2 separate regions of the Homo sapiens genome follow, and region 2 is linked to region 1. A link is an interaction called in ENCODE POLR2A ChIA-PET data of the cell type or tissue named here. Cell type or tissue: OCI-LY7. All regions are shown on one strand.

What was found. Peaks named below come from ENCODE experiments on the same cell type or tissue, not always from the same donor. Only the 100,000 strongest peaks of a DNase experiment are listed, where the experiment ranks them.
Region 2: POLR2A ChIA-PET joins it to region 1 with 13 read pairs; 3 of 35 experiments call an interaction of 5 or more read pairs at or near these places.

Annotation. Positions count from the first base shown.
Region 1 is chr2:202,378,642-202,381,141 of GRCh38, forward strand. All of the region lies in intron 1 of BMPR2 (bone morphogenetic protein receptor type 2), which reads left to right. Among named protein-coding and RNA genes, the nearest start is that of BMPR2, 3.6 kb to the left of the region's middle. In OCI-LY7, no CTCF peak of the experiment used is centred here; a DNase peak (open chromatin) is centred at 960; H3K4me3 peaks cover 1,926 bases; H3K27ac peaks cover 1,830 bases.
Region 2 is chr2:202,545,714-202,548,213 of GRCh38, forward strand. All of the region lies in intron 10 of BMPR2 (bone morphogenetic protein receptor type 2), which reads left to right. Among named protein-coding and RNA genes, the nearest start is that of FAM117B, 88 kb to the right of the region's middle. RefSeq lists a silencer at 1-37. In OCI-LY7, no CTCF peak of the experiment used is centred here; no DNase peak of the experiment used is centred here.

The sequences.
Region 1 (2,500 bases):
CTACTGTTGATTAATGTCTGTTAAATTGATGATAAATCTATATGGTTCTGTTAAAATAATTTGAACTTCTGAGTTTACTTTAAAACTGATATTTTAATATTTTTAATAATTGTAGTTGCTTTCAGAGTAAAAATGATTTTTCTCTAAATTTCTTTATATTGTGTTAGCTATTTAAATTCTCTAGCCATAAGCCATGTGGTTCCTGTAAAATATGGAGTAAAAGGCCTTAAACGTTCCATGAGCAGAAATCTCAGAACATAGGCTTTTCAATGTTATTTGTTATTCTTAACCTTTTTAGAATATAGATTCTCATTTATGATGACGTGCTCATAATATTGTGATCAGAACTGATAAAAGTAAGAGAAAAAGCATTTATTTAAAAATAAACTTAATTTTTGTTTGGTAATACAATCATCTTAGAATAGTGTCTCTTAAAAGGGAGAGAGTAAAAGAATCACTGCTTAAAAGTGGTTGTAGTCTTTTTTTTCTTTGGTATTGCATAGCACCAGATGACAAAATTTGTGAAGCTGGATTTCAGACCTGTAACAGTAATGATAATAGCTAGTATTTATTAAGTGCCTGCCATGCACCATCAGCTATTCAAATAACTTTACATATATTTTTTCATTTCGTCTTCATGACAATTCTATGTTGTAGGTTATTATCATTCCCCTTTTCCATAGAGGGAGAGTAAAGTACAGAGAATTTGAATAACTCACCACACAGTCAGTAAATTATGGAGCCAGGATTATAGTGTGCGCCCTCACATACCACATTAATGGTAACAGCAGCACTAGCAGCAACAACTTCTCATCTTATTGGATATATGAGATGGAGTAATTAGCCTTCACCAGATCAACCTTTGTAAAGAAGCAGGGACACTTACAAGGTGTTAGTGCAGCAGTGGTTATGCAAATGTCGTAGTTCTGAACATGTAAAACTTTGCTTGGCCTAATATTGAAGTGGCTAGTGCAGCTTCATTAAGTGCAAGCTGATTAGAGAGGGCCTGTGTGGATTTGGGTTACACAGATGCAGTGATGTTAACTCGACAGGCGCAAATGGTGCAGCTGAACAGGAAAATAAATCCTAGAAGACTGATTGATAGCACATCCTTTTTCGGGGTCATGGATAAATCATTTCTTTTGATTCCCTCTTTCTCACTTATTGAGTTCTTGGACTCCTTAATTCTTAGAACATTTTCTTTCTTTCTTTCTTTCTTTCTTTCTTTTTTGTTCAGACAGAGTATCACTCTGTCGCCCAGGCTGGAGTGCAGTGGCACGACCCTGGCTCACCACAACTTCCGCCTCCCAGGCGCAAGTGGTTCTCCTGCCTCAGCCTCCAGACTAGCTGAGATTACGGGAGCCCACCACCATGCCCAGCTAATTTATTTTTATTTTTTGTATTTTTAGTGGAGACGGGGTTTCACCATTTTGGCAGGGTGGTTTCGAACTCCTGACCTCGTGATCCACCTGCCTCGGCCTCCCAAAGTGCTGGGATTACAGGCATGAGCCACCACACCCCGCCTAATTCTTAGAACATTTTCTATGCCCCCCCCAAAAAAAAAAACAACTTATGAAAAATAAGATGTGCTGGCTTGGTTTATGAATGAATTCTTAATAAAAGAATACAACACAGCTATTATTTAAAGGTCAACTTCTGTAATGCGTTTTAAATAATTCACTTGATTAGATTGCAATTTTACATACATCTCTTGAGGAACACACACATTATATAAAGTAAGATTAATCTAATGTTAGTGAATATTACTGAGTAACTGAAGTTTAGTAATCTTCATTTTAGTTTTTCTCAAAGTGTGGGTACTGCAACAGAATTACCTGGGGTTCTTGATAAAAATGCATATTTTTGGCCCTATAGTCCAGATGTACTGAATGAATCTCTCTGGGAGAACCCCCGCAAAGTCTCACTCAAGCAGGTGCTTGAGAAGCACTGCTTTATATCATCAGTCCTGATTGTTTGGATTTCTTTCTTTTTTTTTTTTTTTTTGAGTTTTGCTCTTGTTGCCCAGGCTGGAGTGCAATGGTGTGATCTCGGCTCACTGCAACCTCCACCTCCCGGGTTCAAGCAATTCTGCCTCAGCCTCTCGGGTAGCTGGGATTACAGGCATGTGCCACCACTCCTGGCTAATTTTGTATTGTTAGTAGAGACAGGGTTTCTCCATGTTGGTCAGGCTGGTCTTGAACTCCTGATCTCAGGTGATCTGCCCGCCTCGGCCTCCCAAAATGCTGGGATTATAGGTGTGGGCCACTGTGCCTGGCCCTGGCCCTGGCCCTGGCCCTGGCCCTGGCCCTGGATTTCTTTCTTTCTTTTTTTTTTTTTTTTTTTTTTTTTTTGAGACAGAGTCTGGCTCGGTCACCCAGACTGGAGTGCAGTGGCGCCATCTCAGCTCACTGCAACCTCTGCCTCCCGGGTTCAAGTGATTCTTCTGCCTCAGCCTCCCAAGTAGCTGGGACTACAGGTGTGCACCACCACACCCGGCTAA
Region 2 (2,500 bases), 170 kb after region 1:
GGCTTCTGTTTCAAGTCAGATTGAAATATTTAAGTATGTGGCAATTAAGGAGCCTATTGTCAAGCACATACGTCCAAGATTGCTTCCAAAACTACAGTCCCTGCTATGGGAACTGGGACAGATTTTTGAGAGGTCCCTGATAGCAAGTGAGAGGCTGAATACTTTACTAGGATTAATTAGAGGTGCCAGCCTCACAATAGAGTATCCCTAAAAGAAAAATCTGTGAAATTTTATTCTAGTAAAATACAACTTCATCTTCCTTAAATTGTTTTATTTCACCAGCGCAAATGGGATCTATTATTTTGAAATATCTCTCGGCAACCCTATTATTATGAGATATGCATCATATGCATATTTACCTGAAAACTTTTTACTTCCAGTATAGAGTAGGTTGCCAAGTAAGGAATTCATAATACTTGGTTCACTTCCAGGGAATCCATTTAAATCTAATGTGCTACAGTCAATAAACTGCTTCTCTGCAGTGACAATCCAATACTAGAGTTAGGTAGCAAGTACATAGTTTATAAAAAGAGAGAAATGCAGCTATGTCTAAAGAAGCCATTTTTGCTTTCATAGTTGCATTGAGATTAAGAAACATTCCTTTAGTAGTAAAACTCAGAATCTTTCAAATATTAATGAATATAAAAACTAGCTTTAATTTTATAAATTGCCAGGGACTCAAGCATAGTTTAGTCAATAAAGGGGGGAAGAATAGTTTCCTGATAAAAATGAAAGCATAGAAAATAGTCTAAAGGAAATACATGAAAATGTTAAACCATAGTTATCTCTGAATATTGAGTTCATAAATGACTTTTTCTTCCTATATGTTTCAGAATTTACAGTAAAAATGAACTACTTTAACAATCACATACACATGGTTTTGTTTTTGTTTTTGTTTTTGTTTTTTTGAGACAGAGTCTCGCTCTGTCACTCAGGCTGGAGTGCAGTGGCGCAATCTCAGCTCACTGTGGCGTCTGCCTCCTGGGTTCAAGCGATTTTTCTGGCTCTGCCTCCCGAGTAGCTGGGACTACAGTCACGTGCCACCATGCCTGACTAGTTTTTGTGTTTTTCGTAGAGATGGGGTTTCACCATATTGGTCAGGCTGGTCTTGAACTCCTGACCTCATGATCCACCTGCCTCAGACTCCCGGAGTGCTGGGATTACAGACATGAGCCACCGTGCCCAGCCGGTGTTTTGTTTTGTTTTGTTTTGTTTTGTTTTGTTTTGTTTTGTTTTGTTTTTGTAGAGACAGGGTAGTTGCCAAGACTAGTCTTAAACTCCTGGCCTCAAGCAATCCTCCCACCTCGGCCTCCCAGAGTGCCGGGATTACAGTCATGAGTCAGCATGCCTGGCCCCCACACACAGTTTAAGGCTTTTGTTTTATGTTAAAATATTTTAAATTGGTAAAATAAAAAATTATAGGCCACGTTTATTTTAAAGTAGCTTTTTTCCTCCTACATAAAATTTTCAGGTATAATTTGTTTAACTGTACTACCATTCTTCATGTTTTCCATTCTTTTCCAGTTTTTTGTCACCCATACTATAGTGCAGGGGGACAATAATAGCTCACTGTAGCCTCGAACTCCTAAAGTGCTGGGATTATAGGTATGAGCCCAGCCTCTTTTCCAAATGTTTATACTCCATTTCTTAGTCTGTCTTGAATTCTTTTCTCTCCCCTGTTAAAATCACTTGCCTGGCTTTTCTTTATTCCTTAGTGTTAGTTTTGTATAACCTCTTGTAATCAATGGTTTTATCCTAATATATTTTCACATAAAAGGTGGCAACTTAGCCAGGCACGGTGGCTCACGCCTGTAATCCCAGCACTTTGGGAGGCTGGGGCATGTGGATTACTTGACGTCAGGAGTTCGAGACCAGCCTGGCCAACATGGTGAAACCCCATCTCTACTAAAAATACAAAAATGAGCTGGGTGTGGTTGTGCATGCCTGTAATCCCAGCAACTTGGGAGGCTGAGGCAGGAGAATCGCTTGAGCCCGGGAGGCAGAGGTTGCAGTGAACAGAGATCATGCCACTGCAATCCAGCCTGGACGACAGAGCAAGATCCATCACAAAAAAAAAAAAAAAAAAAAGGCCAGGCACGGCAGCTCATGCCTATAATCCCAGCACTTTGGGAGGCCGAGGTGGGTGGATTGCTTGAGATCAGGAGTTTTAGACCAGCCTGGCCAACATGGTGAAACCCTGTCTCTACTAAAAATACAAAAAATTAGCCGGACATGGTGGCAGGTGCCTGTAATCTCAGCTACTCAGGAGGCTGAGGCAGGAGAATCACTTGAACCTGGGAGGTGGAGATTGCAGTGAGCCGAGATTGCACCACTGCACTCCAGCCTGAGCAACAGAGTAAGATTCCATCTTAAAAAAAAAAAATGCGGCAACTCTTCCTCAGTTTATGTTTGCCCTCTGGTCTTTTTAAGAAATATATAGTACATTTCAGAAGAAACTACCAGTTCTTTTCACATAGTTTTAGTTTTTCCATTTTCTCTT